Linked DNA regions of Homo sapiens: region 1 is linked to region 2. A link is an interaction called in ENCODE POLR2A ChIA-PET data of the cell type or tissue named here. Cell type or tissue: B cell. All regions are shown on one strand. Each heading gives the region's core, and the rest is flanking DNA. Links, peaks and the distances in the headings are about the cores only. Region 1 overlaps CCDC57 (coiled-coil domain containing 57). Region 2 overlaps ASPSCR1 (ASPSCR1 tether for SLC2A4, UBX domain containing).

Evidence for each region. Peaks named below come from ENCODE experiments on the same cell type or tissue, not always from the same donor. Only the 100,000 strongest peaks of a DNase experiment are listed, where the experiment ranks them.
Region 1: POLR2A ChIA-PET joins it to region 2 with 5 read pairs; 4 of 35 experiments call an interaction of 5 or more read pairs at or near these places.

Annotation. Positions count from the first base shown.
Region 1 is chr17:82,136,207-82,152,454 of GRCh38, forward strand. It overlaps CCDC57 (coiled-coil domain containing 57), which reads right to left. Exons shown (of 19, transcript NM_001394669.1): 15 at 15,354-15,567. It also overlaps the pseudogene LOC124904119. Among named protein-coding and RNA genes, the nearest start is that of FASN, 46 kb to the left of the region's middle. RefSeq lists an enhancer at 13,603-13,662. In B cell, for the core only: no CTCF peak of the experiment used is centred there; no DNase peak of the experiment used is centred there.
Region 2 is chr17:81,981,385-81,997,632 of GRCh38, forward strand. ASPSCR1 (ASPSCR1 tether for SLC2A4, UBX domain containing) reads left to right here. Exons shown (of 16, transcript NM_024083.4): 3 at 2,170-2,284; 4 at 4,123-4,223; 5 at 13,437-13,494; 6 at 14,608-14,681; 7 at 15,036-15,462. Among named protein-coding and RNA genes, the nearest start is that of ASPSCR1, 12 kb to the left of the region's middle. RefSeq lists enhancers at 8,383-9,092, 9,803-10,510, 12,639-13,346. In B cell, for the core only: a CTCF peak has its summit at 1,328; a DNase peak (open chromatin) is centred at 2,437.

The DNA of each region.
Region 1 (16,248 bases), core at 6,139-11,138, 160 kb after region 2:
TGGACAAATGCCTACAGTGGCCTGTCCCCCAGCAAAGAGCTCTTCCCATGGAAAGGAATTAAGTGCAGACGCCCCAGCACGAGGGACCCTCAAACAGGACACAGAGGGAAAGAAGCCAGGCACAAAGGGACACATCCTGTGGGATCCTGCTGAAGTGAAACGTCCAGAACAGGCAAAGGCATGGAGGCAGAATGTGGGTGCTGGGCGGGGGACAGGAAGCAACTGCGAATGAGTGTGGGGTTTCCTCTGAAGTGAAAGGAATTCTGGAACAAATGATGATGCTCGCACAACATTCTTGACGTGCTTAATGCACTGAACTGTATACTTTGTATACTTCATGAGCTTTCAACAGTACATTTTATATGTATAGTACCAAAAAAAAAAAAAAAAAAAGAAAACTAGTTTTTTTGAGACAGAGTCTTGCTCTGTCACCCAGGCTGGAGTGCAGTGGTGCAATCGCGGCTCACTGCAGCCTCCACCTCCTGGGCTCAAGCGATCCTCCCACCTCAGCCTCCCAAGTAGCTGGGACCACACCCAGCCAAGTTTTTTGTTTTTTAGTAGAGACAGGGTGTCACTATTCTGCCCAGGTTAGTCTCAAACTCCTAGCCTCAAGTGATCCTCCTCCCTTGGCCTCCCAAAGGGCTGGGATTAGAGGCATGAGCCACTGCACCCAGCTGAAAGCTAGGTCTTGTTTTCTCAATCCTTACTTGGTTGAAAGAAAGCTAGTTTTTTAAAAAGCCATGAAATGTGTTAAAATCTTAGCAAAGTTAGCCCAATTTTGATGGGTTTGTTTCCTTGGTGTACTACTTTTTTTTTTTTTTTTTTGAGACAGAGTCTTGCTCTGTCATCCAGGCTGGATGGAGTGCAGTGGTGTGATGTTGGCTCACTGCAACCTCCACTTCCCAGGTTCAAGCAATTCTCCCGCCTCAGCCTCTTCAGTAGCTTGGATTACAGGCACCTGCCACCATGCCCGGCTAATTTTTGTATTTTTAGTAGACAAGGGGTTTCACCGTGTTGGCCAGGCTGGTCTTGAACTCCTGCAAGCATCCTATGATCCGCCCACCTCGGCCTCCCGAAGTGCTGGGATTACCGGCGTGAGCCACTGCACCCAGCCTTCCTTCGTTTACTATTTATTGACTTCCCCTAAACTATGAAGGGTTATTCTTTACTTTCTATGTAATCTGTTCAGACAGCAAAGGTGCTGTCTTACCAGGGTAATTTTCCGTGCTTTTGTTGACTTATTATGTCTTGATGGTTTCAGAAAACAAAGCTTCCCATGCTTATGAAAGAGCTAAGTTTCTCTATAACTGTTCTCTCCTATGTTTAAGCTTTTTGTCACTTTCACGTGGGTAGCTAAATATTATTTCTCAGGTACCCATGAGTCTTAATGTTCAAATCTCCTGACATTTTTTTTTCCTTCTCAAAATTGAATTCTAAATGTCAAATAAAATAAAGCTTTCAGGAGACTTTTCTTTTTTTTTTTTTTGAGATGGAGTCTCGCTGTGTCGCCAGGCTGGAGTGCAGTGGCGCAATCTCGGCTCACTGCAACCTCTGACTTCTTGGTTCAAGCGGTTCTCCTTCCTCAGCCTCCCGGGTAGCTGGGATTACAGGCACCCGCCACCATGCCTGGCTAATTTTTGTATTTTTAGTAGACGCGGGGTTTCACCTTGTTGGCCAGGATGGTCTTGATCTCTTGACCTCGTGATCCACCTGCCTCGGCCTCCCAAAGTGCTGGGATTACAGGTGTGAGCCACTGTGCCCAGCCCCAGGAGACCTTTTATATTTAAAATGATCTATGAGATGTCCTAGAAGTTCCCTGGAAAATCACAAAATTTTTTTCTTATAAAAAGAGAGGTATTTGAAATAATTAGGTACAAGGTGGGGTGTGGTGGCATGCGCTTGTGGTCCCAGCTACTTGGGAGGCTGAGGCAGGAGGATCTCTTTTTTTTTTTTTTTTTTTGAGACGGAGTCTCGCTCTGTTGCCCAGGCTAGAGTGCAGTGGTACAATCTCGGCTCACTGCAAGCTCCGCCTCCCGGGTTCACGCCACTCTCCTGCCTCAGCCTCCCGAGTAGCTGGGACTACAGGTGCCCACCACCACGCCTGGCTAATTTTTTGTATTTTTAGTAGAGACAGGGTTTCACCCTGTTAGCCAGGATGGTCTCGATCTCCTGACCTCGTGATCTACCTGCCTCAGCCTCCCAAAGTGCTGGGATTACAGGCATGAGCCACCGCACCTGGCTGAGACGGGAGGATCTCTTGAGCCAAGGAGGTCAAGGCTGCAGTGAGCTGTGATCACACCACTGCCCTCCAGCCTGCATGACAGAGGTCTCTATCGAAAAAAAAAAGTAAAAAGAAAAAAGATGTTAAGGAAATGATTAGGTTTCTTTGATGTGTTAGGATTGATGAGTGCCACGGGAAGACTGCCGAGTCGGAAGAGACGCATGGCCTGCCCCGGGTCGGAAGAGACGCGTGGCCTGCCCCGGGTCGGAAGAGACGCGTGGCCTGCCCCGGGCTGTGTGTGTCAGGTAACTTGTTCGTCTGAGGCACTGAGGAACTGTGTGCTGTGCTGCACGGAGACGTCCCGGGTGCCCACGGCGCTTCTCTTCATTAGAGTCCCGAAGCCATTTGCCAGATGCTGTCAGCCGGCAGCAGTCCAGAGCTAGCAGGCATAAACCCCGTCACTGCCGTTACGTTAACTTAGGTGTCACCTTACTTTAACGTGAGCTGTGCATCTCTGATGCCCAGAGTTTGTAGCAGGGCGACCGTCACTCACTCTGGGGCTGTGTTACTAGGCAGACGGCCACCGCCTGCCCCACACTTTTTGCCTCTCCACTGGATATTCTTGGTATAGTCATGGAATAGTCAGCTTCACACTTATCTGTAAATAATTTCCTCTGTAAAAATCATGCTCATCCAGTTTTAGAAATCAGATATTCTGTTTCTGGCATCTTTGAAAACAGCGTCAACGTCTTGGATTAACTTTGTCTAGAACTCTTTTTTGGACTCTGTTTCCAGATGTCTACAGGACAAGCAAATGTTCCTTCTCAGTTGCATTATTCTTGCTATGAACAGACCTTTCACTTTGAAAAGTGGCAGTGGTAAATTCACCATGGCCATGTGCAGTCTTTTGTCATCCACAGTTTTTTTATTTTTATTTTTTGAGACGAAGTCTCAAAGAAGACTCCTGACCCAGGCTGGAGTGCAGTGGTGGGATCTCGGCTCACTGCAACCTCCGCCTCCTGGGTTCAAGCAATTCTCGTGCCTCAGCCTTTCGAGTAGCTGGGATTACAGGTGCCCACCACCACACCCAGCTAATTTTTGTGTTTTTAGTAGAGATGGTGCTTTGCCATGTTGACCAGGCTGATCTGGAATTCCTGACCTCAGGTGATCCACCTCCCTCATTCTCCCAAAGTGCTGGGATTACAGGCGTAAGCCACCACGCCCAGCCCCATCCACGATTTTTGTGTTACTCTGATGCTCCCCAGAAAGCTCAGAGTGCTTCTTCATCTTGAACAGGGACTGTCTCAGAGCCTGGGAAAAGGACTGGGCAGGCACCATGGGCACAGGCTTCTGATGGCGGCATTTAGATGACACTGAGCCCATCCCAGGACTCAGTCTCTAGTCGAGAAGCAGATGGATTGTTGAGACCAAGAACCAAGATGGAGTGGAACAAGAACGGACCTCACAGGAGGGGATGAACCGATGGTGGAGGATGACAGCTTTTGTTAAGAATACGGCTGATGTTTTTTTAATGTTCTACTTTCTGGATATATAGAGAACTCTTCCTCTTTCCTCTGAAGCTATGTACAGTCCACACAAATTTTGTAGTCTCTGCTTTTGTGAATCAAAACAGAACATTTGTAAGTGATACCTTGTTTTTTTTGTTTGTTTTTTTTGAGACAGAGTCACGCTCTGTTGTCCAGGCTGGAGTGCAGCAGCGCAATCTCGGCTCACTGCAAGCTCCGCCTCCCCAGTTCACGCCATTCTCCTCCATCAGCCTCCCGAGTAGCTGGGACTACAGATGCCCGCCACCACGCCCAGCTAATTTTTTTGTATTCTTAGTAGAGACGGGGTTTCACCATGTTAGCCATGGTGGTCTCAATGTCCTGACCTCATGATCTGCCTGCCTCGGCCTCCCAAAGTGCTGGGATTACAGGCGTGAGCCACCACGCCTGACCAATTTTTGTATTTTTAGTAGAGATGGAGTTTCACCATGCTGGTCAGGCTGGTCTCAAACTCCTGACCTCAGCTGATCCATCGGCCTCAGCCTCCCAAAGTGCCGGGATTACAGGTGTGAGCCACCGTGCCCGGCCAGGGATATCTTACTCTCCCGGCCTGAGTCCTCCAGAATTCAGAAACTTGTTGAGTACTCTTACTTTCAAAGTAATATAGTTATTTGCATAGTTTCAATGAGAATCTTTGTTTTTTACCAGGACTGGAATTGGAAATACTTCTTGTGTAACCAAGGCCCTGCATGGAAGGCCAAATCTGAGAAGACGCCCATTTAGTCAGTCACCAGCAGCCACTTGTAAGGAACCACAGCGATGTTACAGAGCCCACATCCACGAAGCCCTCCAAGGAGAACCCGGCACAGCGCCTGGCTTGTAGGATGGCAGGTGCATCTGGAGGGCATTGCCTGGCAGGCCCAGGAACCTGGGCTAGTTTGGAAACCTTAAGAAAGGAATTTGCTCAAATTTATAGGGCAGGTGAAATCTGGCGGGTTCTTGGCTTGGTTTTCTAGCCTCAGGACAGCAAGCAAGAGGCTTTTATTTATTTTATTTTAAATTATTTATTATTATTTATTTATTTATTCTTTTTTTTGAGATGGAGTCTCGATCTGTCACCCAGGCTGGAGTGCAGTGGTGTGATCTCCACTCACTGCAACCTCCGCCTCCCAGGTTCAAGCTATTCTCCTGCCTCAGCCTCTTGAGTAGCTGGGATGACAGGCACGTGCCACCACGCCCGGCTAATTTTTTTTTTTTTTTTTTTTTTGTGAGACAGAGTCTTGCTCTTGTTGCCAGGCTGGAGTGCAATGGCATGATCTCGGCTCACTGCAACCTCTGCCACCCTGGTTCAAGCGATTCTTCTGCCTCAGCCTCCTGAGTAGCTGGGACTACAGGCACCTGCCACCATGGCTGGCTAATTTTTGTATTTTTAGTAGAGACAGGGTTTTGCCATGTTGGCAAGGCTGGTCTTGATCTCCTGATGGACCTCGTGGTCCACCTGCCTAGGCCTCCCAAAGTGTTGGGATTACAGGCGTGAGCCACCGCGACTGCCCTAAAATTATTTTTTAAAGAGGCTTTTAAAAGTCAATCTGAAATTCTTTACGGAAACTTCTAAGAAAGCAAACTTAAGAATGCAGAGATGGTGAATTAGCACTCTCGCTGCACCTATGGAAATAACCAAGCCATCTACAAACCAGCTCCATTTTGTGAGATCAGGAACAACCTTTCTGATCCTTTTGTGGTTCATCCGCCTGATGATTGGGTTTTCATGCAGACGTGTGAGCTGTGCCTCCCTCAAGCCTTGTTACAACATCCGACATCCGCACATTACCTGTCTGATGCCCGGGGAAAAAACACCTTTCTTTGAGATTACTTTCCATCAAAAGCAGAGAAACTGTAGGGAAAAAAAATGAGCTTCCGTAGAAACTGCTTTGTCTACTGCACTTCCACTGGGTTATCTGCGTCCAGCCCCTCATTGTCTTTGCGATTTGAGCTGCTTTGCGATTTTACCACTGATAGGCATGCGGATTCTGCCCTGCCTGCCTCTCCCCTCTACCAGAACCAGTTCTGCCTCCATCTGAAACTCGATTCTTTTACTCCATGTAGATTTGTGCTTTTTTGACCTTTCCTTGGAACTGGTTACAGCATCTGTCCAGTTTCCTCATTGTTTAATGAACAGAATACAATCCTAAACAAATGCTCATTTTTCATATTTGGGAGCCACATTTTACTTCTTTCTGAAAATTATCTTTTAACGCATAGTTAAATAAGTATTGCTGGACACAGTTAAACCTCAGTAAGGACACTGTATTATGAACCAGGATGAGCCATAGCTGTCCTGAACATTTCTGCTCTAAGTAACACAGCACTGAAGTTGTGTTTGTTTTTTTTTTTTCTTGAGACGGAGTCTTGCTTTGTCGCCCAGGCTGGAGTGCAGTGGCGTGATCTCAGCTCACTGCAACCTCTGCCTCCCAGGATCAAGCGATTCTTCTGCCTCAGCCTCCCGAGTAGCTGGGACTATAGGCGCGCAACACCAAGCCCGGCTAATTTTTATATTTTTAGTAGAGATGGGGATTTCACTGTGTTGGCCAGGTTGGTCTTGAACTCCTGACCTCGTGATCTGCCTGCCTCAGCCTCCCAAAGTGCTGGGATTATAGGCGTGAGCCGCTATGCCCGGCCTAGCACTGAAATTTATAAAACATGATGGTGAGAAGGAGAAATGGACAAAATCACAGGAGCAATGGAGGATTTTAACACTTTGTGGCTTTTGGCAGTTCAAATTGAGGAGCATAAATAAATTTATAAAGAATATCAATACGTATATTTAATATGGTTGTTAAATAGAATAAAATAAAAAGTAGTATTCCGCACATTTGGTTTAATAAATAACCAAAGGAATTCTGAAATTCCCCCTAACAAGTAGCTCGTGAAATAGAAAAACAGCCCACACTGGCCGGGTACGTGGCTCACGCCTGTAATCCCAGCACTTTGGGAGGCCGAGGTGGGTGGATCACCTGAGGTCAGGAGTTCGAGATCAACCTGACCAACATGGAGAAACCCCGTCTCTACTAAAAATACAAAACTAGCCGGGCGTGGTGGCACATGCCTGTAGTCTCAGCTACTCAAGGCCGAGGCAGGAGAATTGCTTGATCCCATGAGGCGGAGGTTGTAGATCGCGCCATTGCACTCTACAATGGCAACAAGAGTGAAACTCCGTCAAAAAAAAAAAAGCCCACAATGGCAGGCTATAGAGACAATGATTACACTGACAGTACTATCCCTCAAAACCTCTGGGGCTTGGCCAAAGTGATACTCATGAAAACTCTCACCTTAAGAAATGCAATTACTAAGCAAGAAAGAATAAAAATAAATGTGAAACATTCAATCTAAGAAATCAGGAGAAGAACAATAAAATAAACACAAGAACAAAAAGAGAAAAGATGGAATGGGAATTACTTCTGGTCAAGATACTGAAACCATCCAGTGGTTCCAGACAGCGACCTTTGAGGAAACCCCTGGAAAGGGGGAGGGGTGCTCTTACACACACACAGGCACACACACACACCCCACACGTGCACACACCCCACACGCGCACACACCCCACACGCACACACACGTGTCAGGGAGCACGTCTGACATGCCCCGTAAGATCTCCAGAAGAGATTAGACAGAAATGGAAGAAAGCAGTGTTTGAAAAACAATGACTGAGAATTTTAAAGAATAGAAAAACAACCAGCCAACCAACCTAAAATTTGGTCCTAAAATTTAAAAAACATACAGATTCCTGAGCAGGATTCAGGGAAACAAATCCACACTTAGACACAACAATGGTAAAACAGGAGCACCTAACAGATTGGGAGAAAAGTCTAAAAACAGCTTCCCCAGGCCGGGCGCAGTGGCTCACACCTGTAATCCCAGAACTTCAGGAGGCCAAGGCGGGTGGATTGCTTGAGCTCAGGAGTTCGAGACCAGCCTGGCCAACATGGTGAAACCTGTCTCTACTAAAAATACAAAAAAAAAAAAAAAAAATTAGCTAGGCTGAACCCGGGAGGTGGAGTTTGCACTGGGCCATGATCATGTCACTGCACTCCAGCCTGGGCAACAGACAGCAAGATTCCATCTCAAAAACAAAACAAAACAAAACAAAAAACAGCTTCCCCAAAGGCACTGAGATCAGACTGATGGCTGACCTCTCTGAAGACATAAGAATATTATCTTGAAAAGAAGTTGAGCCGGGCATGATGGCATGCATCTGTAGTCCCAGCTACTTGGGAGGCTAAGGCAGGAAGATTGCTTTAGCCCAAGAAATAGAGACTATAGTGAGCTACGATGGCACCACCATGCCAGCCTGGGTGTCAGAGCGAGACCCCATCTCTTTTAAAAAAAAAAGTAGTAGAAAAATGTCAACATACAGAAAATTCTATTTCCAGCTAAACCATCATTCTAGAAAGTCATCTACAGATACATAGCATGTACTCCCCACAGACTCTTGCTGAAGGAACTGACAAAGCAAAGGGCAGAGATCCCTGAATAAAAGTCCATTTCCCTTTTCTCTTTCCTAGAAAAGATGGGGCTGCCTTGTACCTGAGTCTGAGTATAAAGCCTTGTGTCCGATCAACTGCTCTCCAGGCTCCTGGAAGACCCCACTGTGGTAAACAGGGAACCGAGGTCAAGGAGCAGGCCTGGGAAGAGCTTCAATCAACTGTTTCATAAAATGTGAGCAAAAGTTATTACTTCCAACTCAATATATTGTTATAAGATTTTAAATACGTACGTGTCATTTAACTAATAAATTAAATGTAAATAGATACTTTACTATTTATGCACATATGCCTAATAAAGAGTATTGAGTCAGCTGCCAACTATTGGGAAACAACAAAGCGAGATCCCTAATTTGTTCTTTTTCACTAGATCATTTCCCGATGCATTAAAGACTCAGCAGGAAAATGACATGACGATAAAATACAAGTGGCCCCACAGTAAGCCCCCTACATACACACAAAATTAAAGAAGCACAAATTTAAAACAGGAAATCCTTTTACCTATTTAGATTGGCCCTCCAAATCAATTTTATTTCTTTTCTTTTTTTTTTTCTTTTTTTTTTTTTTGAGACAGAGTCTCGCTCTGTCACCCAGGCTGGAGTGCAGTGGCTTGATCTTGGCTCACAGCAAACTCCACCTCTCGGGTTCGAGATTCTCCTGCCTCAGCCGCCCGAGTAGCTGGGATTACAGGCACGTGCCCCAACACTTGGCTAATTTTTTTTTTTTTGTATTTTTAGTAGAGACGGGGTTTCATCATGTTGGCCAGGCTGGTCTCAAACTCTTGACCTCAGGTGATCAGGCGGTGGCTCACACCTGTAATCCCAGCACTTTGGGAGGCTGAGGTGGGCAGATCACTTGAGGTCATGAGTATGAGACCAGCCTGGCCAACATGGTGAAACCCCGTTTCTACTAAAAATACAAAAATTAGCTGGGCATGGTGGCGGGCGCCTGTAATACCAGCTACTTGGGAGGCTGAGGCAATAGAATCGCTGGAACCCGGGAGGCGGAGGCTGCAGTGAGCCGAGATCGCACCACTGCACTCCAGCCTTGGCAACAGAGATTCTGTCTCAAAAAAAAAAAGTTAGCTATCATAAAGAAGTTTACTAGAAACAACATTTTAAGGAATCCCAGCTTTCTACAGGATCAAGGAAATGCCATGTGCAGCTGATTTCTGGAAGGCGCAGAGGGAGGGTGAGCTCCAGGCACTGCCCACTCTGTGGGCAGAGGGGCCTGCAGGCAGGGTCCCACAGCACCTGCCTCCTGCTTCCCCCTGCAGGCCCCTGAGTGGGGCTGTTCTCACTCCCCGCCCTGGTCTCGGCCGGAACCCTGTAGCAGGCAGGTGAAGCTCCTTATCTCAGAGGGGGCCCACCATGTCACCTGCTGGAGTTGGCTCCACAGTCTGAATGGGGTGTTGGCAGGAACCAGTGTCACCAGAGCACAGGGGACGCCCCGGCACCTCCCCCCACAGCCATCTATATGGGCACCGGCAGCATGAGACAGGCTCTATGCCTGAAAGCAGCCGAGAGCCAGTGAAGTGGCGGTCAGCTTGCTCCCTGCGGGATGCGGCCCCTTCCCAGAGGCGGACAGGTGAGGACATGCACTGAGGCAGCTGCAGGTGACCCCTGGGCCACCGGTGCTGGGGCAGAGTAGCTGTTGTGAAGTGGACTAGAGAAGCATCTAGAAACAGCCACAGGCAGAGCAGGTCCTGCTCAGCCCCCTGGCTGGACGGCTGTCCCACGTTGAATAATGATGATATGTTTGTCACAGCTGGCCATTCTGTACTACTTAATGATTGCAGCCACATCATTTATGAACCGGATAAGTGATCTTAGGAAAAAAATGCAGATAGACCAGTCAGTCTTGCCTAAACCTTTGCAATCAGGACTCATCTTTTTTATTTTTTTAAATGTTTTTAGAGACTGGATCTCCTGTGCTGCCCAGGCTGGAGTGCAGTGATTATTCACAGGCAGGATCATACCCACTGCAGCCCCGACCTCCTGCGCTCAAGCAATCCTCCCACCTCAGTCTCCCAAGTAGCTGGAACTTCAGACACACAACACCATGCCCAGCTAAGAACTCAATGTTTAGGTGGGGAGGACGGCCTTCCCAAAAAGAAACAAATGGGGTATGTTTGGTATAATCAAAGCCAAACCAAAAGTCCCCATTCTTCTCTTCTCACTCTACTTTCTTCTCTAAATTGCCAATAAATCGACAAACTTCCATTGAGTCCTCCCTATGGATGTGTGCATGCATGCACACACACGGTCTAACATACAAATGCATGTGTGCACACAGTCTCACATACAAATGTATGTGCACAGTCTCACACACAAACGTGTGTGCACACAGTCTCACATACAAACGCACATGCACAGTCTTGCACACAAACGCTTGTGCAGTCTCGCAAACAAACGTGTGTGCACACACACAGTCTCACATACAAATGCACGTGCACACACACAGTCTCGTCTCGGGAAGTGCTAGGATTACAGGCGTGAGCCACCACACACAGCCGAGGAAACATCTCTTTAGCCAGATTTGGGCCTGGCGACATAGGAACTGAAGAAGGCAGAAAGTATCTGGCACTCAGCAGGGGCTCCTCTACTGGATGGGTGGATGGATATATGGATGGTAGGTGGATGAGTGACTGGATGATTGGATGGATGGGTGGATGGGTGAGTGAAAGGATGGATAGGTGGGTGGGATAAGTGGTTGGATAAATGGATGGATAGGTGGGTGCATGGGTAGGTGGATGGATGGATGGATGAATGGATAGATGGATGAATGGATGGGTGGATGCAAAGATAGATGAATGGATGGATGAATGGGTGGGTGGGTGGGTGGATGGATGGGCGGATGGATAGATGGATGGGTGGGTTGGTGGATGAGTGAGAGTGGCTAATTGGATACATGGGTGGATAGATGAACAGATGGATGGGTGGGTGAATGGATGGATAGATAAGTGGGATAAGTGGTTGGATGGATAGATGGATAGGTGTATGGACGGATGGACAGGTGAGTGTGTGGGTAGGTGGATGGATAGATGGGTGGGTGGACGGATGGATGGATACATTAATAGATGGATGGGTGGGTGGGTGTACGAATGGATGGATGGATGGGTGGGTGGATGGATAGATGGATGGATGATTGGGCGGGTGGGTGGATGGATGGGTGGATGGATACATGGAAGGGTGGGTGGGTGAATGGATGAATGGGTGGGTGGATGGATGGATGGATAGATAGGTGGGTGGATGGATGGGTGGGTGGATGGTAGATGGATGGATGGATGGGTTGGTGCGTAGATGGATAGATGGATGGGTGGGTGGGTGGGTGAATAGATGAATGGGTGGGTGGATGGGTAGATGGATGGATGGTTGGATGGGTGGGTGAATGGATGAATGGGTGGGTGGATGGATGGATGGATAGATAGGTGGGTGGATGGATGGTAGATGGATGGGTGGGTGGGTGGATGGGTAGATGGATGGATGGTTGGATGGGTGGGTGAATGGATGAATGGGTGGGTGGATGGATGGATGGATAGATAGGTGGGTGGATGGATGGTAGATGGATGGGTGGGTGGGTGGATGGATGGATGGGTGGGTAGATGGGTGGATGGATGGATGGGTGGGTGGGATAAGTGGTTGGATGGTTAGATGGATGGATGGATGGATGGATGGATGGATGGATGGATGGATGAATAGATAGGTGGGTGGATAGATGGGTGCGTGGATGGTAGATGGATGGATGGATGGGTGGGTGGGTAGATGGGTAGATGGATGGATGGATGGATGGTAGATGGATGGATGGGTGGATGGATACATGGATGGGTGGGTGAATGGATAAATGGGTGGGTGGATGGATGGATGGATGGATAGGTGGGTGGATGGATGGGTGGATGGGTGGGTGGGTGAATGGATGAATGGGTGGGTGGATGGATGGATGGATAGGTGGGTGGATGGATGGGTGAGTGGATGGGTAGATGGATGGATGGTTGGGTGGGTGGGTGGGTGGATGGATGGGTGGGTGGATACATGGATGGGTGGGTGGGTGAATGGATGAATGGGTGGGTGGATGGATGGATGGATAGATAGGTGGGTGGATGGATGGGTGGGTGGATGGTAGATGGATAGATGGATGGGTGGGTGAGTAGATGGATAGATGGATGGGTGGGTGGGTGAATAGATGAATGAGTGGGTGGATGGGTAGATGGATGGATGGTTGGGTGGGTGGGCAGACGGATGGGTGGATGGATACATGGATGGGTGGGTGGGTGAATGGGTGGGTGGATGGATGGATGGAAAGATAGGTGGGTGGATAGATGGTAGATGGATGGATGGGTGGGTGGGTGGATGGATGGGTGGGTGGGTAGATGGGTGGATGGACAGATGGATGGGTGGGTGGGATAAGTGGTTGGATGGTTGGATGGATGGATGGATGAACAGATAGGTGGGTGGATGGATGGGTGGGTGGGTGGATGGTAGATGGATGGATGTATGGGTGGGTGGGTAGATGGGTAGATGGATGAATGGATGGGTGGTGGATGGATGGTAGATGGATGGATGGGTGGGTGGACGGATGGTTGGGTGGGTGGATGGATGGATGGGTGGGTGGGTAGATGGATGGATGGGTAGATGGGATAAGTGGTTGCATGGATGGATGGATGGATGGATGGGTGGATGAATAAATAGGTGGGTGGATGGATGGGTGGGTGGATGGCGGATGGATGAGTGGGTGGATGAATGGATGGGTGGGTGGGTAGATGGGTAGATGGATGGATGGATGGATGGGGGGGGTGGGTGAATGGATGGATAGATGGATGGGTGGTTGGATAGATGGATGGATAGGTAGGTGGGTGGATGCATGGAGGAACAGATGGATGACTCACTGAAACACTCAGTCATAAAGCCAGTGCCCCTTGCCTTTCTTAGGAAGTCAGCTCCGGTGTCTGTGTCCAAGATGCCCAGCCTCCACCTCAGTCAGGAGACACTGCTGCCTTTACCTGGAGAAGTCTGCGGCCATCTTCGCTGCTCACCACAGAGCCGCACAGAAATGCCGGCTGCTTTGCTAACCTGCGGTGTTGTTCTCACAAATGCTGCCAGCGAAGTGGGTCCCCAGAGCGCCCGCAGCTAAGATGAGGTCCTGCTCTGTGCAGTGGCCTCCGACCAGGCCCCGCTCACAAGAGGGGCTTCTGTGCTCCTTCGGGCCTTCCTGAGAAGGCTGCGTCCAGAGCCCTCCCACTGACCCCAGGCGCACACCCAGAACCTGACCCGCACCCAGAACCAGGCGCACACCCAGAACCTGGCCCGCACCCAGAACCAGGCGCACACCCGGAACCTGACCCACACCCAGAACCAGGCGCACACCCAGAACCTGGCGCACACCCGGAACCAGGAGCACACCCAGAACCTGGCGCACACCCAGAACCAGGCACACACCCAGAACAAGGCCCACACCCAGAACCTGGCGCACATCCAGAACCAGGTGCACACTCAGAACCTGACCCGCACCCAGAACCAGGCGCACACCCAGAACCAGGCGCACACCCAGAACCTGGCACACACCCAGAATGTGACCCCCACCCAGAACCAGGCACACACTCAGAACCTGGTGCACACCCAGAACCTGACCCACACCCAGAACCAGGCGCACACCCAGAACCAGGCGCACACCCAGAACCTGACCCACACCCAGAACCAGGTGCACACCCAGAACCTGACCCGCACCTAGAACCAGGCGCACACCCAGAACCAGGCGCACACCCAGAACCAGGCGCACACTCAGAACCTGACCCGCACCCAGAACCAGGCGCACACCCAGAACCTGGTGCACACCCAGAACCAGGTGCACACTCAGAACCTGACCCGCACCCAGAACCAGGCGCACACCCAGAACCTGGTGCACACCCAGAACCAGGCGCACACCCAGAACCAGGCGCACACCCAGAACCTGACCCGCACCTAGAACCAGGCACACACCCAGAACCAGGCGCACACCCAGAACCTGGCACACACCCAGAACCTGACCCGCACCCAGAACCAGGCGCACACTCAGAACCTGGTGCACATCCAGAACCTGACCCACACCCAGAACCAGGCGCACACTCAGAACCTGACCCGCACCCAGAACCAAGCGCACACCCAGAACCTGGTGCACACCCAGAACCAGGAGCACACCCAGAACCAGGCGCACACCCAGAACCTGACCCGCACCTAGAACCAGGCACACACTCAGAACCAGGCGCACACCTAGAACCTGGCACACACCCAGAACCTGACCCGCACCCAGAACCAGGCGCACACTCAGAACCTGGTGCACACCCAGAACCTGACCCACACCCAGAACCAGGCGCACACTCAGAACCTGACCCGCACCCAGAACCAGGCGCACACCCAGAACCTGGTGCACACCCAGAACCTGACCCACACCCAGAACCTGACCCGCACCCAGAACCAGGCGCACACCCAGAACCAGGCGCACACCCAGAACCTGACCTGCACCTAGAACCAGGCACACACCCAGAACCAGGCACACACCCAGAACCTGGCACACACCCAGAACCTGGCGCACACCCAGAACCTGACCCGCACCCAGAACCAGGCGCACACTCAGAACCTGGTGCACACCCAGAACCTGACCCACACCCAGAACCAGGCGCACACCCAGAACCTGACCCGCACCTAGAACCAGGCGCACACCCAGAACCAGGCGCACACCCAGAACCAGGCGCACATCCAGAACCTGACCCACACCCAGAACCTGGCACACACCCAGAACCTGGCACACACCCAGAACCTGACCCGCACCCAGAACCAGGCGCATACCCAGAACCTGACCCGCACCCAGAACCAGATGCACACCCAGAACCAGGTGCACACCCAGAACCTGGCACACACCCAGAACCTGGCACACACCCAGAACCTGACCCACACCCAGAACCTGGCGCACCCCCAGAATCTGACCCACATCCAGAACCTGGTGCACCCCCAGAATCTGACCCACATCCAGAACCTGGCGCACACCCAGAACCAGGTGCACACCCAGAACCTGACCCACACTCAGGCCATGGCCTCCACTTCCCGGACTCACTTTCGGGTCGGCCCAGCTCTGCACGGAGCCTGTTCCCCATCTCGATGAGCTGCTCTTTCTCCAGGCGGAGGCTGATGATTTTTCTGGCTGCCTCCTTCAGCTTTCTCTGGAGTCGGTGCATAGATAAGGTCTGGGGGGCACGTGCCACTGACCGGAGGTGCAGGAAAAGCTCCCCCTGGTCCTCGGCCTCCATAGGCCCTCTCTTGGTGAGGCCCTGTAACAAAACTCACAGGCAGACACCCCTGTGAGGCTGCCCTCATGGGAGGACGCCAGGGGTGCCCACCCAAGGAGCCTCTTCACCTGCTCTTCCAGGGTGGGCACTGCTGGCTGTCACTGGGTGACATCCTTCCAAAAGAAAGACAAAAAGAGTCGCTGCTCCCAGTGCTTCAGTGGGTTCCTTCTCTTCCACAAATAGAATAAAGGCCCACAGATCTCCCAGGCCAGGGTGGCCCCCAGATCTCCCAGGCCCTCACAGCCCTCCGCCTCCTCCCCGCCATCCCTGCCTTCTGGTCATCTATGCCTTTGTGTCTTTCAAGTGAACACAAGGAGAATCTGAGGACACCCAACCAGCACAGCAGCTCCCCAGGGAGAGCAGAGAGAAGGCTGTGGCCTCCAGCAGTGCCCAGGACCCAGGAAGGCGGCCCAGGGAGAGCAGAGAGAAGGCTGTGGCCTCTAGCAGTGCCCAGGACCCAGGAGGACAGCTCCCGCCAGCGTGGCTTGGCCCTCCTCCACTCCTTGGGGTCCCTCCTTTCTCTACCTGCCAGCTGGACACCCCACAACCACCCTGCAGGCCGGCTGTGGCTTCCCTCCTGAAGCAGGTGCAGGGGGAGCACAAAGGCAGTGGAGAGGGAGGAGGCCGACACAGGGGCAGGAGCTGGCTGGGCTCCCCCTTAGC
Region 2 (16,248 bases), core at 448-5,447:
TTATTATTTTTTGAGGTGGAGTCTCGCTCTGTCACACAGGCTGTAGTACAGTGGCGCTATCTCGGCTCACTGCAACCTCTGTCTCCCAGGTTCAAGTGATTCTTCTGCCTCAGCCTCCCGAGTAGCTGGGATTACAGGCGTGCGCCATCATGCCCAGCTAATTTTTGTATTTTTAGTAGGGACGGGGTTTCACCATGTTGGTCATGCTGGTCTTCAAGTCCTGACCTCAGGTGATCTGCCCGCCTTGGTCTTCCAAAGTGTTGGGATTACAGGCATGAGTCACTGTGCCTGGCCATTTTTCTGAAACAGAGTCTTGCTCTGTCACCTAGGCTGGAGGGCAGTGGCATGATCTCAGCTCACCGCAACCTCTGCCTCCCGGGTTCAAGCGATTATTGTGCCTCAGCGTCTTGAGTAGCTGGAATTACAGGCACGTGCCACGCCTGGCTAATTTTTGTATTTTTAGTAGTGACGGGGTTTCACCATGTGGACCAGGCTGGTCTCAAACTCCTGACCTCAAGTGATCCGCCCGTCTTGGCCTCCCAAAGTGCTGGGATGATAGGCGTGAGCCACTGCACCTGGCCTCATTTTTCTTTCTTTTTTTTGAGACGGAGTCTCGCTCTGTCGCCCAGGCTGGAGTGCAATGGCGCGATCTTGGCACACTGCAACCTCCGCCTCCCGGGTTGAAGCACTCCTCCCACTTCAGCCTCCCGAGTAGCTGGGACTACAGGCCTGTGCCACCATGCCTGGCTAATTTTTGTATTTTTAGTAGAGACGGAGTTTCACCACATTGGCCAGACTGCTCTCAAACTCCTGACCTCAAGTGATCTGCCCGTCTGGGCCTCCCAAATTGCTGGGATTACAGGCATGAGCCACCGCGCCCAGCGCATTGTTACTTCTCAGTGTTCACCTGCCCGTGGTCTGTGTGGTGGTGTCTGGTGGGAACCAGTGAGTGCGATTTTGAGGCAGGTCCTGCAATACCATAGCCATGTTTTCAGGTGCCCTTTTCCTCTGCTAATGGTACCACTTGCTTACAAAGTGCAGCCGGTGCAGAGGAATGCAGCCCCAGGCGTGAACAGTGCCCTCCGCTCCAAGGTTCCCAGCCTGCCTGCCCTCGGGATCCCCCGATCTGCTATCCTGTCTTGACGTAGACATTTCATGTGGCAATTTCCAGACTCACTTTTCTGGCCAGTGTTGATATAGCAAAGTTTGTTCTCTCTTAATTCTTCCAGATGCCCCTGGGCTGTCTGAACTCTCTTCACTAGTTGTCTCCGACAGCAGCTTGCATTTCCAAAGTGAGGCCAACCACTTTGAGTATATTCAGATTTTTCTTTTCTTTTCTTTCTTTTTCTTTCTTGTTTTCTCTTTCTTTCTTTCTTTCTTCTTCTCTTTTTCTTTTTCTTCCTTTCTCTTTTCTTTTCTTTTCTTTCCTTTCCTTTCCTTTTTTCTTTCACAGAGTTTTGCTCTTGTTGCCCAGGCAGGAGTGCAGTGGCATGATCTTGCCTCACTGCAGCCTCTGCCTCCCGGGTTCAAGCGATTCTCCTGCCTCAGCCTCCCGAGTAGCTGGGACTACAGGCCTGAGCCACCATGCCCAGCTTATTTTTTTGTATTTTTAGTAGAGATGGGATATTTTTGTATTTTCAGTAGAGACGGGGTTTCACCATGTTGGTCAGGCTTGTCTCAAACTCCTGAACCTCAGGTGATCCGCCTGCCTCGGCCTCCGAAAGTGCTGGGATTACAGGCGTGAGCCACTGCGCCCGGGCAGTCAGGTTTTCTGTGGTGGCTCCAGCCGTGACGGCCGGGGTCTGTGACACTCCAGCTTCCGCGAGTGCAGCAGTGTTCACGCCCCAGTCGTTCTCTCTGTGTTTTCCGAGCGTCTGCACTGGGGCTGTCAGCACCCCAGACTCTGAAGGAGCAGCCCCCTCGGCGTGCACCGAGGCCCACATCTCCCTTTTTCCTGCTCCCTTCTGCTTGCAGGAGGCCCCATATGATCGGGGACCCGCCTTGTGCCTCTGCAGGTCATGACGTCCCGCTGTTGGGGAGCTGCCACAGGACGTGGATGGCGGGGCGTGGATGGCGGGGCGTGGATGGTGGGACGGGGATGGCGGGGCGTGGATGGCAGGGCGTGTCAGGCTCTGCAGGGCAGCAAGTGTGCTCTGGTCTGTCTTGCAGGTTTCAGAGGAGCGTGCTCGACCTTTCTCTCCAGTGGAGATTTGCCAACCTGCCCAACAATGCCAAGCTGGAGATGGTGCCCGCTTCCCGGAGCCGTGAGGGGCCTGAGAACATGGTGGGTCGTGCTCTGGGGGAGGCTGACTGTGTGGGGCACAGGATCGTTCAGCTGGCCAGGGACGGGGGACGGGACAGTGGGGGGTGCTGGGGAAGGAGGGACATGAGTCTTAGCACCAGTTCTGCCTTCCCTGGGTTGGGCCCAAACAGCTTCCTGTTTTTTGATAACTGGCAACTGAAAATGAGCATCTCATGTTTTTTTTTTTTTGAGCTGGAGTCTCGCTCTGTCGCCCAGGCTGGAGCTCAGTGGCGCAGTCTCGGCTCACTTCAAGCTCCGCCTCCCGGGTTCACACCATTCTGCCTCAGCCTCCCGAGTAGCTAGGACTACAGGTGCCCGCCACCACACCCGGCTAATTTTTGTATTTTAGTAGAGGCAGGGTTTCACCATGTTGGCCTGCTGGTCTGGAACTGCTGACCTCATGATCTACCCGCCTCGGCCTCCCAAAGTCCTCCCAAAGGATTGCAGGCGTGAGCCTCTGCGCCCCGCCCACGTCATTCTTCATGTGGAAGTTTTTCTTTCTTTCTGGGGTCAGTTGTGCCTTCCCTGGCTCAGGGTGTCAGCAGCATTCACCCACCAGCCTGACCACCTGCTCATAGAATTGCCCAGAATGTTAGAGCCGAAAGCGCTGCATGGATGCCGCAAGGGCAGCCTGTAATCCCAGCACTTTAGGAGGCCGAGGCGGGCAGATCACCTGAGGTCAGGAGTTTGGGACCAGCCGGCCAACATAATGAAACCCCGTCTCTACTAAAAATACAAAAATTAGCCGTGGGTGGTGGCGGATGCCTGTAGTCCCAGCTACTCAGCAGGCTGAGGCAGGAGAATGGCGTGAACCCGGGAGGCGGAGCTTGCAGTGAGCCGAGATTGTGCTGCCACTGCACTCCAGCCTGGGCGACAGAGTGAGACTTTGTCTCAAAAAAAAAAAAAAGAGCAGCAAACATTTACCATCTCATGTGGCTTCTGAGGGTCAGGAATCTGGGAGCAGCTTAGCTCAGTGTCTGTCCTGAGGCTGCAGTCAGGTTCGGTGGAGCTGCAATCTTTTGAAGCCCCCACTGGGACACGAGGACTGTCTCCAACACAGTTCACTCCTGTGGCGCCTGCATGTACCCACACACACCCACACACACCCCCACACACCCACATACCCGCACACCCGTACACACCCCCACACACCCCTGCACACACCCCACACACACCTGCACACCCCCGCACACACACCCCCCACACACACCCACACACACCCCTACAGCAACGTGCACACACCCCCACACCCGCACACACCCGCACACACCCCACACACCTGCACACACCCACACACCTGCGTGCACACCCCCCCACACACCTGCACACACCGCCCACACCAACATGCACACACCTCCCCCCCACACACACCCACGCACACACCTGTACACACACACCTACACATCTGCGCACATACCCGCACACACCTGCATGTAAACATGCACACACACGCACATCTGCACGCACATGCGCACACCTGCACACACCCACACACCAACATGCACACATCCACACACATACCTGCACACAACTGCACACCCCCGCACACACCCACACACACATATGCACACACGCACGCACACCTGCACATACCTGCACACTCACATGCACACACGCATGCTGGTGCAGCCCTGCCGGGGAGCCTCCAAGGCCCTCACTCCAGAGTGAATAGGAGGGTAGCCTTCTCCGTGGGGGTCAGCCTCTCCCTGGAGGCCAGGGCGGGGCAGTCACCCTCTCTGTGTCTGGAGAATCAGTCTGGGATTTAGAAGGAATAGTTGCTTTTCTTCCTAAGGAAGTTTCTCATGTCTTATACCCTCCAGGTTCGCATCGCTTTGCAGCTGGACGATGGCTCGAGGTTGCAGGACTCTTTCTGTTCAGGCCAGACCCTCTGGGAGCTTCTCAGCCATTTTCCACAGATCAGGTGAGCATCAGTGGGCTGGGGGCTCTTCCCTACCCTGTTTGCTGGGGAAGCTGCTGTGGTTACTGGGTCTGGTTCAGAGCTGGACACCCAAGCTCTGTGCTGGCCTGTGGTGCCTCTTGGCACTTTGCAGTCCTTTGTAGAGGAGGGGTGTGTGGGCTGCCGGTTCATGAGCAGCAGCCTCGGGGATGGCTGGTCACAGCTCATCGTTCTGAGTTTCCTGGGCCCAGCGGCCCAGCCTTGCCCACCTAGAAGAGCAGGAATGTGCTTCTGTCCTTGTGGGGGCCTGGTGAGCACTAAGGGGAGACGTTCGGTGCTGGGGGCAGGGCTCCCCATGCTTGATTCCCCTGGATGGGATCATAAGGTCTCTTTTTTTTAAGAGGCAGGGTCTCACTATGTTGGTCACCTAGGCTGCTCTTGAACCCATGGGCTCAAGAAATTCTCCCATCTCAGCCTCCCAAAGCGTTGAGATTACAGGTGTGAGCTCCTGTGCCCCACCAGAAAATCTTCCTAATAGTAATTGGATGGCTGGGCACAGTGGCTGGGCACAGTGGCTGGGCAAAGTGGCTTGCACTTTGGAAGGCCGAGGCTGGCGAATCGCTTGAGCTCATGAGTTCAAGACTAGCCTCGGCAACATAGTGAAACCCCTTCTCTACAAAAAATAGAAATGTTAGGCCAGGCATAGTGCATGGTGGTGCGTGCCTGTGGTCCCAGCTATGCCAGAGGCTGAGGTGGGAGGATCACTTGAGCCGTGGAGGCAGTTGCAGTGAGCCGAGATCGCACTGCTGCACTCCAGCCTGGGCAACAGAACGAGACTCTGTCTCAAAAAAATAAATAAATAAAAATAAGTAATTGATGTGTATCAGTTTCTGTCGGTTAATGGTTTAAACGTTGTTCCTGAATGTGTAAAAATTGGTGCTTTGTCAATTTGGGTCTTTTCATCGTTGGCTGGAAGTCTCTGTCCACAGTAAAAGGCTCAGCAGAATGGAAGGGACTTGGGGCTGGGGTTTGCTGTGAGCCAGGGGGTTCTCGCCCTCCCCGGGCCTCAGTTTCCTCACCTGTGCCCCGGCTGGTGTGTGGATGGGGTGAGTTCATGTCTTGAGGACCGAGCATAGGGCCTGTGGGAAGGTGACCGCGCGTCGGGCGCTGGGAAGGTGACTGTGCGTTGGGCGCGCTTGGTGGCCCCAGGGCTGGGCCTGCTCCCGTCTGACAGTAGTGCCGCGCTGCATGGCACGGGTGTTGCGTTCGTGGGTGAGAGCGCTGAGGTCTGCACGTCGGGTCTCAGTGGTCATGGGGATGGAAGCCACCCCAGTGGCTGTCGGGGTGAATGGAGGCCCCTGGAGATGGCAGCGGGTTAAGCACGAGCACGGAATTCTCCCTCCCAAAACGGAACTCAGACAACAGTGACGGAGCCTAAGAGCAAAGCCAAAGCCACGGGCAGGGGTGAGCGGGACCCGAGGCAGGAGATGACGGAGCCTAAGAGCAAAGCGAAGCCACGGGCAGGGGTGAGCGGGACCCGAGGCAGGAGGTGACAGAGCCTAAGAGCAAAGCGAAGCCACGGGCAGGGGTGAGCGGGACCCGAGGCAGGAGATGACGGAGCCTGAGAGCAAAGCGAAGCCACGGGCAGGGGTGAGCGGGACCCGAGCCAGGAGTGGCGCCGGGCAGGGAGGCAGGCAGCCCCAGGCGCTGTGTGGGCACTGGGTGAGAAGCAGGGATCCCGGCGCCCTGGCTCTGTGCTGCTTCCTGAGACGAGAGTGGCAGAGGGCAAGAAGAAAACCAAACAGCGCGGGGAACAGAAGTCAGGAAAGATGAACGTCTGGAAGGAAATGCCCCTGGGCCGGGCGGTGCCCCCGGGCGTGAACAGAATCCAGTGCTCCCACAGGCACAGGTGCTTGGTGAGGGCCGTCCTCCCTGGCTGTGCTGTCAGTCCTCAGATGGGGATGGAGGTAAGGAAATGGCCCAGAGTGGCCTGGGGCTGCCACTGGGGAGGGGCCGAGGGTGTCTGGAGAGGTGGGGCCGGCATTGTGGTAGCATAAGCCTCTTCAACAGACTTTGTAAACCTCGTGTGAAACTTAGTTTAAGAAACAACAGGCTTGGCCAGGCGTGGTGGTTCTGGAAGTGGCTTTGGAGCTGGCTTTGGTGGTGGCTGTGGGGGTGGGTTTGGGCGCTTTGGAGGAGGTTGCAGTGAGCCGAGATCGCACCATTGCACTCTAGCCTGGGTGACAAGAGCAAAACTCCATCTCAAAAAAACAAAAAAACAAAAGAAACAACAAGGCTGGGCACGGTGGCTCACACCTGTAATCGCAGCACTTTGGGAGGCTGAGGCGGGTGGATCACGAGGTCAGGAGTTCGAGACCAGCCTGGCCAATATGGTGAAACTCCATCTCTACTAAAAATACAAAAATTAGCCGGGCGTGGTGGTGGGTTCCTGTAGTCCCAGCTACTCAGGAGGCTGAGGCAGAAGAATTGCTTGAACCCAGGAGGTGGAGGTTGCAGTGAGCCAAGATTGCACTCAGCCTGGGCAACAGAGCGAGACTCTGTCTCAAAAAAAAAAAAAAAAGAAACAACAGAAGTGGCTGGGCGTGATGGCTCACGCCTGTAATTCCAACCCTTTGGGAGGCCGAGGTGGGTGGATCACCTGAGGTCAGGAGTTCGAGACCAGCCTGGCCAACATGGTGAAAACCCATCTCTACTAAAAATACAAAAATTAGCTGGGCGCAATGGCTCATGCTTGTAGTCCCAGCTACTCAGGAGGCAGGAGAATCACTTGAACCCGGGAGGCGGAGGTTGTAGTGAGCTGAGATTGCGCCACTGCACTCCAGCCTGGGTGACAAAGCAGGACTCCGTCTCAAAAAAAAAAAAAAAAACAAGAGCAAGTGGGGCAGCTCTTTCGAGACACCAGGGACAGCAGGAGGTGGTGGGGCCGTTGGTGGTAAAGCCCGGAGCCCCCAGCCTGCGGCCCTGGTCTGTGTGGCAGTGTGGGTCTGTCTGCGGGTGTGTCTGCACGTACACCTCATTTGATGAACACTCACACCTGTGGTGGAGAGTGATTTGTGGCTGACTGTTGTTGCTGGTGAATATGCTGTGGACATCTTCCTGAAGGGTCCCGCACCTGTCACTCCTCACAGCCATGCTCTTCCGTCGTGTGGGTGTCATGTGGGTGTTGCGGGGCATCTGGCTGTGTCTCAGGGCATCCCGGGCAGGGTTGCAGCAGAGTGTGCAGCTGGAGGCCTTTGCACCTGGTCACCCACCCCAGCTTCTCCTGTGGGCTAAATTCCAGAGGTGGAATTTAAGATAGGGCTTCTTCACATTTCATTTCCAGGCCGGGCATGGCGGCTCTCACCTGTAATCCCAGCACTTTGGGAGGCTGAGGCAGATGGATCACCTGAGGTCAGGAGTTTGAGACCAGCCTGGCCAACATGGTGAAACCCCGTCTCTACTAAAAATACAAAAAGCAGCTGGGTGTGGTGGTGAGGGCCTGTAATCCCAGCTACTTGGGAGGCTGAGGCAGGAGAATCACTTGAACTCAGGAGGTGGAGGTTGCAGTGAGCCGACATCACACCACTGCATTCCAGCCTGGGCGACAGAGCAAGACTCTGTCTCAGAAATAAATATTAAATAAATTTCTAAAAGCTCAGACCCAAGCTTTGTCCCAGAAGCTGGAGTTTGCTAACCATGGAGCAGGATATGGACGAGGTTTCATAGTGGGTGGCGTTGCCAGCCCCACGGTGAGGGTGGAGTGCCTGGTGGGCTCTCTGCTGGGAGCTGGTCCCCAGCAGGTCTGCATGAGGGAGGGAGGCTCTCGTGCCTAGTGTCCCTGCACTGGCCCAGGAGGCTTGGGGAGGCCTTGGGAAGTCCAGGTGTCCGCAGAGTGGGACGGGCGGGAAGCTGATGTTTCTTCTTTCATGTGTTTCGGAGGAGGTCTGAGTCCAGGGACAGTGTAGGCGCTGTGCTTCGAAGGGGCGTTCTGAGGCTGGGGGCTGCAGGCCTGTAGCGTGCCCAGGAGTTGCCCTGGGACAGAGCCTGCTTTGTGTATTTGGGGACCCCTGGGTGATTTCCTTGGATGGACACTGCCACGTGTTTGAAACGTTGCAGCTCCACTGCGAGGGTGTCACTGTAGCACGCAGCCCTGGCCCGACCAGCGTCTCAAGCAGCAGGGGCCTCAGGGATACCAGCGAGCCACACGTCGGCCATGGAGGTGACTCACATTTTCTTTTCTTTCACCCAGGCTGGAGTGCAGTGGTGCGATCTTGGCTCACTGCAACCTCCGCCTCCCGGGTTCAAGCAATTCTCCTGCCTCAGCCACCTGAGTAGCTGGGATTACTGGCGCACGCCATCACGCCTGGCTAATTTTTGTATTTTTTTTAGTAGAGACAGGGTTTCACCATGTTGGCCAGGCTGGTCAGGTGATCAGCCCGCCTCGGCCTCCCAAAGTGCTGAGATTACAGGCGTGAGCCACCACACCTGGCCAATCACTCACTTTTTCTTGTAACCGCATTAAAGAAGAAATAAAAACAGGTGTCATTAATTTTAGTAATACGTGTAGTTAACTCAGTATACCCAAAATACGACTTCCTGGACACGTAGTCAGTAGAAAAGTGAGCCGTCTCATGCTCTTGTTGTGCAGAGTCCTTGAGACCTGCATGTATGGTGCACTTGGAGCATCTCGGTCTGGGCCGGGTCCTCGTGGACTGGGCGCTCTCCACTCTGCTTCTCAGGCTCTGCTGCAGGGAGGGCGTCAGGAGACAGAGGCTGCACACTGCTGGCTTCGAGCTTTCCCATTTTCCCTATAGTCTGAAGGTTCTGCCCAGCACAGAGGGGTGTGAACAGCCACGCCGAGCTCTGGGGGACACTGCTCTCCGCCTGCCTGGTGGGCCTGTGTCTGAGTTTGGGATCTTCCACGCCGAGCTCTGGGGGACACTGCTCTCTGCCTGCCTGGTGGGCCTGTGTCTGAGTTTGGGATCTTCCACGCCGAGCTCTGGGGGACACTGCTCTCTGCCTGCCTGGTGGGCCTGTGTCTAGTTTGAGATCTTTATTACGGGGAGTGTGCCTTCCGTGATAGGAGACGCATGAGATGGAAATGAGGATTTCATGGCCTACGGGCCCTGGGGGTACACGGCCCTCCTGGAGGCACCCGGAGGAGGAAAGGGAGTACCTTTCTGACCAGCATCTTTGCTGGGGTACAGATTGTTATGCTAACGGGTTTCCTATGAGGAGTTTCTCTCCATGGGTTTAGAGCCAGCAGGCACTAGCCCCAGGAGGTCATACTGTGACTCGGGGGATACTGTAGCACGTCTGGGCAGTCCACGAGGGCAGGCGGGCGAGTCCCGTAGTTTGAATCCCACGTCCCGTAAGGACCTAGTTGCCAAGTGGTGAAAGGCAGGGGTGTGGATGGACCATGCTGAGCTGCTGGGAGCAGGAAGAGAACCGGGGACTGTTGTGGGTGACCGAGACCTGCCGTGGAACGATGCCAAGGGTGAGCCGTGGGAACTCACACAGCAGCTGAGCCGCTTTCCATCTGAAGACCGTGAGGGAGCAGGGTGGGCTTTCTGTAAATCAGATTCATGAGCTCAGCCATGGAGGGGATTTGTCCTCTCTCAGAGGTGCCCCCGGGCTGTGCTGGCGTGGGCACCCCAGGTGGGAGTGGCCCCCAGTGTGCCCGGCCCCTGGCTGGATCTCTTCCCAGGCCCCCAGCCCTCTGCTCCCAGCCTTGACTCAGTGCTTGGGGGCTGGCTGAGTGCATCTCAGCCTGTTCCTCCTTCTGTAGGTAAAGCCGTGGCTCCGGGAAAGCTGGGTGATTTCTGCAGCCCTCTGGGTGTGCTGGGGTGTAGGGATGGGCTGCTGGTGAGGACAGGGCTCTGCCAGGTGGAGCACTGGCCTGTGGCCACACTCAGGGTGGGTCTGTGCATGCTGCTGGGCCAGCTCAGAGCTCTGCGGCCCGTCCCTGTCCATCCCTGCCCGTCCCTGTTCATCCCTGTCCGTCCTTGTCCATTCCTGTCCATCCCTGTCCATCCTTGTCCATCCCTGTCTGGACCTGGCTGGGTTGAGAAGGCCGGAGCCTGCCCCAGGCTCTCCCAGGCTCTGTCTAGCCGCTTGGCGGCTGGGCTGTCATGTGGTGGGTGATGCCCTCTGCGGGCCTCCCTGAGCCCAGTGGCTCCTGGCCTGCAGCCACAGCTTCTGTTCCCGGCAGGGCGCATGCTGCTGCCTGGGCTCTCGTCAGCACCTGTGTTTGCGCCCGGCTTTGTCATACCCAGACAGGACATGAACACAGAGAGCTCTAGACTCACTGCCTTGTCCCCAGCACACAGCCGCGCCTTGCCGGAGCGGGGCCCCAGCGGGGCGGGGTTTGTGGTGCATAAAGAATATGCCCTCGAAGCCAGCAGCAGAGGCGTGTCTGCCCTCCTGGCCGTCCCGCTGGCTTCTGGCCCTGGCCGGGTGGGGAGCTCTGCTGGCTGGAGAGTGTGTGAGAGTGTGCCAGTACCCTGCTGCGAGCAGGCACCCGCGGAAGCGCCCCAAAGCACTTCTTGCATTTCTGGCTTCGGAGCATGGTGTCTGGTGGCTTGGCCTGGCCTGGGGTCCCCGGGAGGCCCTGGGTCTTGCCCCTGCGGACATTGGGACTTGCAGAGGTCTGCGTGGGGGAGGGGGAGTAGGGGCTGTGTCTCCTCGGGCGCTGGAATTTCCCCCGGGCCCTGGCGTCCTGCACACTGGGCCGGCGTAGAAGGTCTGGAACCGATTGCCCACCACCCCTCCCTGAGATCCCGCATGAGGGAGGGAATCTGATCCCTCTGGAGGAGCCGCACATCAAAGCCGGGCTGGCGTTTGATGTCACGCTGCTGTGCTCTGTCCCTGTTTGTGATTTGAGGTCCCCAAGCTGGCGGTCAGTGCCGGGGAAGGACTGTGAGTTGGGACTCTGGCCACCCCTCAGCCCAGGCCTCCCCAGCCGTAGAGAAGTGGCCTCATGACCATCTCCGGACCCCTGGCCATCTGTGTCATGCTGGGGAGCGGGGACCCTGGGCCCTCCCTGTCCCCCTTCCTGGCCCTGGGGGCTGTGCTTCCTTGAGGCCTCTCTCTGCCTCTGTCCGGGTTCTGCTCCGGCGCATTTTGAGGCCTTGTGTTTTCCTGAGCCCTGCGTCTCGGGGCCTCTGGGCCGAGTCTCCAGCCATTTGGAGGGAAGGCAAATCCAAGGCCCTTTGTTGGCTGCTCTGTGGGACGGGAGCTTAGGGAGTGTGTCCCAGCCTGTGCGCAGAGGACACCCGCCGTGTGTGTGGTGCGCACGTGCTCCACAGGCTAGAGGCCCTTGGGGAAGGGGCTCCCCTGTAGGCAGTGGACCCAGGGAGACCATGGGGCTAAGTCCACGACCCTGTGGGGCCTCTGCAGCCAGACCAGGCTGTCAGAGTCGGGGCCTGGGTGGGAAAGGGATGCCCCTCCCCCAGGATTGAGGACGTGAAAAATAAAGGCCACGAAACAAAAGAAAACACGTCAAACCCACACACGTGGCCGAGTCCCCAGGTGTCGGGGCTGGGCCTGTCCTGGGTGTGGCACCTTGGGCTTTTCTGCTTGGTCTGTTCTCATTTCAGGGAGGCAAGTCCTGCCCTTTTTTTTGTTTTGTTTTGTTTTGTTTGTGTTTGAGACGGAGTCTCGCTCTGTCGCCCAGGCTGGAGTGCAGTGGCGCGATCTCGGCTCACTGCAAGCTCCACCTCCTGGGTTCACGCCATTCTCCTGCCTCAGCCTCCCGAGTAGCTGGGACCACAGGCGCCCGCCACCACGCCTGGCTAATTTTTTGTATTTTTAGTAGAGACGGGGTTTCATTGTGTTAGCCAGGATGGTCTCGATCTCCTGACCTCGTGATCCGCCCATCTCGGCCTCCCAAAGTGCTGGGATTACAGGCGTGAGCCACCGCGCCCGGCTGAGTCCTGCTCTTTCAAGTAGGTCAGCAGATCCCAGGGTCGGGGCACGGTGAGTGCACAGTGGACCCCTGCGGCCCTGTAAGCACACAGGTGGGTTCAGGCGGAGGCCGAGAGTTCCTGTCCCAGCATCCCGCTCTGTGCATGGATGTGCACGTATGTCTCGACCTGGACACTGCAGCACCCTGCCCTCTGACCCTCCCAGTACCCCCCATCCCGGAGGGTTGCTGCAAGCAGTTTCCAGCCCAGCTGTTACCTAATCTTTATCCCCTGTGTTCTGGTCACCAGCTCAGCCTGTGTCTTCCTGTCCCACCTGAGCCCTTGCAAGGCACACTGGCCATAGGGCCTGGCAGGGCACCTGCATGACCTGAGGCCGGCCCTGGCCTCCCCTTTGCCTAGGCTCTGGCCATCTGCCCCCTCCTCTCGGATTCCCCTCCCTGGAGAGGGACTGATGAGGGGCATCTGCAAGGAAGGCCTGAGAAGGGCTTTTGTTTTTCTCAGTGGGGAGGATTTCACGGTGGGGAGTTGGAAACGCAGAGGCAAGCCCGCCTCATGCAGCAGGTGCCACCAGCAGTTCACATGCTCTGGGGCTGGATGTGACGGCATGTGCCCGTCTCCCGGGCTGCCATGCACATCAGGCATGTGTGGGAGGCGTGCTGCATATACCTGCCCACCCATGCACGGGTCCAGCTGTGCCTCCTGCGGGGCGAGGCTCAGAAAGACACTGGTGGCAGAGTCCGACATGGACTTATAAGCACGGCCTCCCCGGCCACAGGCAAGCGGGCGTGAGCGGAGTGCAGCGCCCCTCCCTCCATGCTTCGGTGACATCAGGCGTCGGCTTTGAAGGAGGACATCAGGCGGTGGAGACAGGGGCACCTCCTCTTAGTGGGCGGCTTAAGATGAAAGCCCAGACGTCGGTACCCTGACTCTCAGGCTCCTGAGTACAGGTGTCCGTGAGCCGCATTCCGGAGCCAGTGCTGCTCGCCCCTCCTGTGCGGTCCCTGGGCCCTGCCGGCAGCTCCACGTCCTGCCAGCGGCCCCGAGACTGGAGGTCTCGGGGGGAGCCCCCAGGCCACGCACCACAGGCCAGGGTCCTTGGGAGCGCCCCCGGCTGTCAGGTGCCTCCTTTTGGTGGTTGTGGGGCGCAGTGGGGCTGAGGTCTGTGGCCTGGGCCTGGGCCTGGGACGCTGTCCTGGGTGGGTGCTGGGTGAGGGCCCCACACCTTTGCTTTCCGAGTCTCCTGCCCCAGGGCCTCCGTGGCACTGGTTGAGCTGCCCTGGGGTACCTGATGGTTTCTTTCCTCTCCTCCCAGGGAGTGCCTGCAGCACCCCGGCGGGGCCACCCCAGTCTGCGTGTACACGAGGGATGAGGTAGGCGGCCTGCTCTTGCTCACCCAGTCCCCGCTCACTTTCAGCCCACTTTCCAACTGGAAAATCTGCTGTCCCGCAGCCGTCTCCAGGGCAGTGGCGGGAGACTCGGGCTCTTGAAAGCACGACGTGTTTCATGGAAAAAGAGGGAGTGGCCGGCCCTCGGAGCCCGGGCTGCCCCGAAACCTCCCTCGGCGCCCTGTTTGTTTTTTCAGCTTCTCTCAAAGCCCAAGAGTCACAAAAGTGGTTTCATTTAATAAATATTTGCTTTGCTCGGTGTTTTGATCATTTTCAAAACCGAGTGTGGCGTGGCGCAAGCAAAGCCCGCCGTGGCGGGACCCTCCTAGCGCTCGTCCCTGGCCTCACAGGGGCCTTTTGTTTCCACGCTGGCTGAGTGCCCTTTGCTGGGGTGGGGGGGCACTGGCCCGGAGGGGCCCTGGGGGGCCAGGACATTCCCCGCATTTATCCCCATTTGGAAGCTCCCTGGCTGGGGCTGTGACGGGGAGGTTCAGGTCTACGTCCTCCCTTGAGGGGATGAGCCACGGGGCTCAGGACCCAGGCCCAGCACTGTCCTGAGGCTGTGGCCCTCAGGGACCCTTACACCCTTTGGCTTTTGTGCTGGGCCATTGACTGTGCCCTCGCTAGAGGCAGCTTCTCCACCCCTTCCTCACAGGTCAGAGTTAGCGTATGGGACGTGGCCAGCCAGGCCCGATCCCTGCCCACCCCGAGCTGAGCACCAGGAATGGCCACCCCCGTGGGTGACAGCACGTTCCTGCCTCTCTCGCTCCGGGCAGTGGGTCCTGGCACCAGGGCTTCCTCCTTGCAGCCCAGCTCTGCCAGCCCAGGCCTCAGTGAGCTTGGGTCCCAGCTGCGGAGACCAGGCTGGGGGAGACACGGTCAGGCATGGGCAGCAGGTCCTGCCCCGGCTGCAGACCAGACTCAAGCTGGGCCTTGTGGAGGGTGTGGACCGGCAGGGGCCAGATGTGGGGGGTGGGTAGGATGGAGGCCAGAGAGGGCACGTGGCCTGTGGTCCTGGTGGTGCCGGTGCCCGGAGGGCTTCCCTGGGCTCTGGGGTCCCGGTGCAAGGCGCACCTGTCCTGGCTGCTCCTCCTGCAGGTGACGGGTGAAGCTGCCCTGCGGGGCACGACGCTGCAGTCGCTGGGCCTGACCGGGGGCAGCGCCACCATCAGGTAAGGGCAGTGCTGCTGGGGCCGAGGAGTCTATTTAGCTAAAAAAAAAAGTGGTCTCAAAGGAAAGGAGAAAGGACACGTGGCAAGTGGGGAGTAGGTGTACCCAGGCCCTCATCATGGAGAGCGCCTGGTGGCCTCTGCCTGCCTGTGGGCGTGGGGGCTGGGCTGCCCCGACCTCATCTCTGTGTCCCCCAGAGGGGCGGTGGATCTTGGGAGGGCGCATGGGGCAGGAGAGGGTGAACCGGGGGCGGGAGAGGGTGAGCCGGGGGCGGGAGAGGGTGAGCCTGGGCCGGGAGAGGGTGAGCCGGGGGTAGGCACCACAAGGTGCTTCCCTTGTCCTCTGGCCCCACTCAGGTTTGTCATGAAGTGCTACGACCCCGTGGGCAAGACCCCAGGAAGCCTGGGCTCGTCAGCGTCGGCTGGCCAGGCAGCCGCCAGCGCTCCACTTCCCTTGGAATCTGGGGAGCTCAGCCGCGGCGACTTGAGCCGTCCGGAGGACGCGGACACCTCAGGGCCCTGCTGCGAGCACACTCAGGAGAAGCAGAGCACAAGGGCACCCGCAGCTGCCCCCTTTGTTCCTTTCTCGGGTGGGGGACAGAGACTGGGGGGCCCTCCTGGGCCCACGAGGCCTCTGACATCATCTTCAGCTAAGTTGCCGAAGTCCCTCTCCAGCCCTGGAGGCCCCTCCAAGCCAAAGAAGTCCAAGTCGGGCCAGGATCCCCAGCAGGAGCAGGAGCAGGAGCGGGAGCGGGATCCCCAGCAGGAGCAGGAGCGGGAGCGGGTAAAAGGGGCTCTAGGCCTTGGGACTTGGGGGTGTCCTTTCTCCTGATGTGTAGCCCTGCGTGGCTTTAGCTGGTCAGCCTGGTGGCGTGGCCGTGATGCGGGCAGAGGAACCCAAACGCGCAGAGGAACCCAAACGCGGGGCTCTGGACAGGAGCCTTCTGACTTCGCCCAGGAAGGAATTTAGGGGTAAGCAGGTGGTAGAGAAAGTAGCTTTACTGAGACGGTGGCTGTGTCTGCTCCGGGATGAGGCCGTGTCCGCTCCGGGATGAGGCCGTGTGGGCTCCGGGATGAGGCCGTGTTGGCTCCATGACAAGGCGGCAACTGTGTCAGCTCCGTGTTGGCTCCGTGATGTGTGGCACAGAGCAGGGCCGCCCTGGGGTGGTGCATGGAGGGCAGCAGCTCAGGGCATGGCCGTGGTCACATTTACATCCACTCAACTACATGCACGTTAAGGGGTGGGGCATTCAGAAATCTCTAGAAAAGGGGTGGTAACTTCCGGGTTATGGCCAGGGAAGGGGGAGCTGGTGAACGCATCAGCCAGTCTTCAATCTGGTCTGGAATCAAGCCCCACCTCCTACCTGAGCAGGGTCACTGGGCTTGTTCTTAGCTTCTCAGGCAAATGATTTTTTTTTTTCTGGGTTTTTTTTTTTTTTTTTTTGAGACAGAGTCTCACTGTGTCCCTAGGTGGGCGTACAGTGGCGCGATCTCGGCTCACTGCAGCCTCTGCCACCCAAGTTCAAGTGATTACTCCTGCCTCAGCCTCCCGAGTAGCTGGGACTACAAG